Regions from separate parts of the Homo sapiens genome. Here region 2 is linked to region 1. A link is an interaction called in ENCODE POLR2A ChIA-PET data of the cell type or tissue named here. Cell type or tissue: Panc1. All regions are shown on one strand. Links, peaks and the distances in the headings refer to the core of each region. The heading gives the core; the rest is flanking DNA. Region 1 overlaps RANBP17 (RAN binding protein 17). Region 2 overlaps FBXW11 (F-box and WD repeat domain containing 11).

Region 1 (2,923 bases), core at 198-2,697:
CCTTAGGCCTTCTATAAGTGTTTAAGATGCTATAACTTCTCAAAGAGCTTTAGTGCATTGTTTAAGCAGGCTCAATGCAGAAAATTAACAGTGCAGTAGAAGTCAACAACAAAGTATTTTGCCATTGGATGACAAACCTTCTCTGAACCAATTTATTCTCAAAAACATATCAGGTAATACAAAAGTGATACCACAAAAGATCCCCCAAATATTACTGTGAATTTTCAAGTATTGTTTCAATCTATTGGAATGACTTATTAATGAAGGTTTTTAACTGGTTCTAAATTGGTAAAACAAAACCTGTCACTGGAAAGGATCCAATATAATGAAAGCATTAGTGTTCCTTAGGAAGAGAATTTAGGAACACAGTATGAAATCACTTACTATGAATAAGAAATCAATTTTCATATTTTTGTTTTAGGCTTCAAGTGCCTTTGAGGTCAATTCAGTGCTTTCTATAAGAAAGACCTCATCAATGTGAAAGGCATTAGTAGAGGAGGGAGGAGGAGAGGTGTAAGAAAGAATAGAGCATTTAATGACTTGGATCTAAACCATTTGGAACTAAAGGTACTTAGCTCTTTCATTAACATTTGAAGCAGGATAAAATATGATAATCACAATTAACTTATCACCATAACAAGAGAATTAATGGTACAAACATCATTGCTGTATATTAAATACACAAACTTAGTGACACTGAATAGATCCACATTAATCCTGGGTGACTAATTTTTCCATATCGTTTCAAATAACATCACTAAATATAAGCCTGAAATTAGACAGAAAAATCTTTTGCCAGAATTTGATTTTAAAACCATAATTTATGTTGGAAATCAAGTGGTAAAAGGTGAATAATCCTGCTTGCCTCATTCAGTTGAATAAGGAACAGCATCTGATAAAGAAAAACTGGTTATGGAAGTATAAAATACATCTGAATGTTAAACATTTATTTCAATTAGAATATCTGAACCCACCATCTGTGGTGGCCATCTTGCTAAGGGCACATGTACCTAACAAATCTCTTAAGAGGCATTCCCAGTCTGCTTGAATAAGCTATTGTATAAGAAAACTTGGAGTGACCACTTTGGCCTCACATTTCCTTCGCTCCACATCCTGTGGCACAAAGCATGAACTCAGCAGGCTGGGGTGCAGGGCTGCCTGCTGCCTTGTGATAATCCCCTCTCCCAGTAGGGGCCTCCACTGATGCATGGCTAAGAACATGCTTCCTCTTTTGCTTGCACCCCAGTGGGGTTTCCATTTCTAACTTGGGCCCAAATCCAGACTGCTAAGGAAGGTGGAAAAGTCAGAAAGCTCCAGATGCTGTCAGAGATATTTCTGAGTCAGTTTCTAAACAATAATTTATTAGAAAGAGTACAGGTATAATGTGAAAACCAGCAAGGCTGGTAATTTTGGAGAGATTCTTTTCCTCCCACCCCCAAGCAGATCTAGGGTCTAACTACCACCTGTTCAACAGAAGCTGGCTGTTTGCCTTACTTTCCTTCAGGGAGCCACTGACTAAGGATCTCCACCAGCATGAACCTAATGCCTCCCGACAGGCCTTCCCTAGCCAAGAGGGACCTGGGTTGAGTGCACCAGTTACTGGTCACAGGATATGCAGTCCACAGAAAGACTCCTGTGGTGCAACCAGCTGAAAGCCAACCAGAGAAAATGGAGAGTGTACATTTGTCCTGACACAGCTTTGCTCCTGTTGGCTGCCAATTCACTCCATGTCTGGGGCCAAGCTTCTGTTAAACTAGTCTTCTATGGATAAAGCCATGGTAAAGCCCTGGGTAAATATATTATCTCCCCAAGCCCATTCAAAAAGAAGCTAACTATGGCTATGGCACCAGATGCTTGGGAAGAAGGCTTAATTTTAGTAGAGGATTTTGGGACCATGGTTTGAAAGAGCATTTCAGACAGTTAAAGGAATATTTATAATTCTTTGCAATAGCAAGTTTATAAGATGACGATTAAATTTTAGGGCAAAGAAGCTGATGCTGGATGAAGTTTGTGAGAGGGTGATAGCAGAGGTGGGGAACTGGGAAGTAAAATATTTTGTTTAATCCCCCGTACCTCCTAAAGGTGTCAGCCAGAAACACATTCTGACACAAGGGATACATGTGCTCTAGACACTGTTCAATAACAGATGCTATTCAATGTAGCCAAATAAAACTTTCTTAAGTATTAATAACTGATTATAATTGGTTACTCAGCAATGTTAGCATCAAGAAATCTAGGATGCTTTTGTACTATGCAACCACATTAAATATAGGCTTTGCAGCTAATACTGCTTATTAGTGGACTACTAAACCTTTGGCTATAAAATATGAACATTGTAGAATTATATAATGCATAAAAAGGGAATGAAGACAATGCATGCCTACACTTAATCATTGTATGCATATGCCTGTTTTACTAATTAGAATCTGAGGCTGTAGTGAGACAAGCATAAAGATTGCTGGTCCACCATCATAACCAGCAACCCAACTCACCTTAACTATTTTCCAAGCCTTCTCTGGAACTCTGGGTACATCACTCCTCAGGCGTACAACCTAAAAAGCACAAAGTTTAGGGACCTGCCACCTGGCACCAGAAATAAGAGCAAAAGGCCTCCCCAATCTCAAATAAAAGGAGAAAGTGGCTGACAATCTTTGTGGTTGTTACTTATGATATTCTTGGGACTTTGATTTTATTCTGGAGCCCATGAGCAGAGACATGGTGAAGTCCTGTTCAAATTCTGGATGTGGTTATATGAATGACAATGGGATTGCTTCAGTGAGATAATTCCAGAAACCAGTTACTAAAAGCTAGCCCTAAAAAAGAATAAATCATAAATAATATTTGACAGAATGATTTTTAAGAATCTCAGCCGGGCGCGGTGGCTCACGCCTGTAATCCCAGCACTTTAGGAGGCCGAGATGGG
Region 2 (2,923 bases), core at 133-2,632, 830 kb before region 1:
TAAAAGATACATGCTGATTTATTGTACAAATATGCCATAATTTGGGTAACCAGTTTGGACTGATGCATGTGTAGATGATTTCTAGTCTTTTGCTGTTACAGTTAATGCTATAAAGAAGAACTGTGCATATGGAAGGTATCTTCAGGACAGGATCTTGGGCATACTGACTAGGTGCTTTTATAAATCTGATAGACATTGCCACATTGCCCTCCAGTCACATTGCAGCAATTTATACTCTCACAGATCTTGAGTAACAGTGCTCTTATTTCCTGACAGTCTCATGGTATTACATGAATTTTAAACTGTTTGCTTTTTAAATTGTTCTTCTCTTTTTCCTCCATTAACTTTTTATTATGAAAAATATCATATACATCTAAGAGTTGAGGTAAAAAAGTATAACATTTATATACTCTCTTGACCTAGATTCAACAATTGTTAACATTTTGTCATATTTGAGTCATTTCTCTGCTACCCCCCTCCCTTCTCTTCCTCTTTCCCCTTCTTCCCTCCTTCCCATTTCTCTCCTTTTCTCCTTCCCTCTCTTACTCTGTCTTTTCCTTCCTCCCTACCTCCCTTTTTTGTTGTTAAAAATTTGAAAGTAAGTTGCAAACATCATAATACTTAACCCCTAAGTTTTCAGCATGTATCTCCTAAAATAAGGATAGTTTCTCTCTCTTTGTCTCAAACCATTACATGCATACACACAACCATATCTCCGTGTATACAACCACATTATATATAATCACATATACTTTATGCATGTGTAACCACAATACTGTTTTCACATCTAAGAAAATTAAAGTAATTCCATAATATAATATCAAGCATCAATTAAATCTAAATTTTCCTAATTGTCTCAAGAATGTCTTTGATACCACTCTCACTTCTTTAAAACAAACAAACCGACAAAACAGGATCCAAACAAAGTACATCCTTTGTATTTGGTTATGTTTCTTGTACTCTTTTTTAAGAACAGTTCCTTTACCCTTTTCCTTCCTTTGCCTGCATTAACTTGTTTGAAGAGACCAGCTCTGGTTGTCTTGTAGGATGTGTAACCTTGTGCATTCATTATTTCCTCGTGGTGTCATTTAACTGGTTTCTCTAGCTCCTCTACTTCCTGTAAACTGGAAGTTAATTGAGATGCATCCAGGTTAAACATTTTGACGAGAATGCTTCATCATAGGTGAAGTGCAGTTCACATTGAGTCATATCAGGAGGCACTTAATGACGGGTTATCCCGTTATGAGCAATGCTAACTTTGATTCCTTGGCGCAGCCAGATCTCTCCATAATGAAGGTAAAATTTTCTCTTCTGCTATTAGAGAGGAATCTATGGGACACTATTTTGGCACCTTGTAAATACCCTGTTTCATTACAGCCTTTCACTCATTGGTTTCATTATCCTGATCCTGAAATCGGTTATTACAATAGGGGTTGCAAAATTGTAGATTTTTTATTTTATTATTTTAAACAGAGTCTCACTCTGTTGCCCAGGCTGGAGTGCAGTGGTGCAATTTCAGTTCACTGCAACCTCCACCTCCTGGGTTCAAGTGATTCTCCTGCCTCAGCCTCCTGAGTAGCTGGAACTACAGGTGCATACCACCACGCCCGGCTAATTTTCATATTTTTAGTAGAGACAGGGTTTTGCCATGTTGGCCAGGCTGGTCTTGAACTCCTGACCTCAGGAGATTCGCCCACCTCGGCCTCCCAAAGTGCTGGGATTACAGGCGTGAGCCACCATGCTGGGCCAAAATTGTAGTATGAATGTATGTGTGTATGTATATATTTATTTATTTATTGAGGTGGAGTCTCGCTCTGTTGCCCGGGCTGGAGTGCAGTGGCGTGATCTCAGCTCACTGCAGCCTCTGCCTCCTGGATTCAAGCAATTCTCCTGCCTCAGCCTCCTGAGTAACTGGGATTACAGGCACCTGCCACCATGCCTGGCTAATTTTTGTATTTTTATTAGAGACAGGATTTTGCTATGTTGGCCAGACTGGTCTCAAACTCCTGACCTCAAGTGATCTGCCTGCCTTGGCCTCCCAAAGTGCTACGATTACAGGCGTGAGCCACCGTGCCAGAATTGTAGTTTTTAAATTGCCACTCCCACAGGCTGCCCCCATTTTTCTTCCTTCCTTTTTTATATCACCATACTCTCCTGGACTTTTATTTATTCAGTGTTAACAATCAATTACAGTCTTTGCTAATGCTCAGATTGTCTCAGGTTTGGCTACTGATAACTTTTTCTAGGTAGCTCCTCCTGTTTCATTTTGACATGACCCCATCACTGTTTTTTTTGTTTGTTTGTTTGTTTTCCCTTGGCTTTTTTGGCACAACAAGATGTCCCAGACTCACCTTATATTTCCATAAGGTGATCAGGAATCAGCCATTTCTCCAAGGCTCTGGTTCTTTTTAGTAAGGAATGGTATTTAGAAACTAAAATCATTGCCATGGGTTGTCATTGCTTCTAGACCCTTTCAGTGGACAGAACTAAGAAATATGTTTAAAAAGAACCGTGAGTTCATGTTATTTCTGATTCAGATGTAATATTAGAGAGACTTTTTTCTGACTCTGTTAGCCTTTTAATTTTCCAAATCTAAGGGACCTTGTCGGTATCATGGCCCCATCAAATTGAGATACACATTGTTACTTAAATAGGCAGATAAATAGTTTCATCCATTCATTATTGAGCATGTACTCTGTTCTAGGTATTGTTTGGGGAATACAGAACAGAATCAAATGCATACCTTGCTTCCAGAAGCTTGTAGTCTTTTACATAAAAAAGTATACCATAGTGTGAAAACTTGTAAGGATCACGGGAAGTAGACAAACAGTGTTGTAGGAGTTAGAAAAGGAAGGAAATTTCATAAGGGATATTTTAAAAACTTACCCTTGGCCGGGCGCGGTAGCTCACGCCCGTAATCCCA

The links. Peaks named below come from ENCODE experiments on the same cell type or tissue, not always from the same donor. Only the 100,000 strongest peaks of a DNase experiment are listed, where the experiment ranks them.
Region 2: POLR2A ChIA-PET joins it to region 1 with 17 read pairs; 1 of 35 experiments calls an interaction of 5 or more read pairs at or near these places.

What each region holds. Positions count from the first base shown.
Region 1 is chr5:171,161,036-171,163,958 of GRCh38, reverse strand. All of the region lies in intron 14 of RANBP17 (RAN binding protein 17), which reads right to left. Among named protein-coding and RNA genes, the nearest start is that of TLX3, 150 kb to the left of the region's middle. In Panc1, for the core only: CTCF peaks have their summits at 999 and 1,200; a DNase peak (open chromatin) is centred at 1,177.
Region 2 is chr5:171,987,720-171,990,642 of GRCh38, reverse strand. The region is part of intron 1 of FBXW11 (F-box and WD repeat domain containing 11); the gene reads left to right. Among named protein-coding and RNA genes, the nearest start is that of FBXW11, 17 kb to the left of the region's middle. RefSeq lists a silencer at 1,003-1,142. In Panc1, for the core only: no CTCF peak of the experiment used is centred there; a DNase peak (open chromatin) is centred at 1,172; H3K27ac peaks cover 1,234 bases.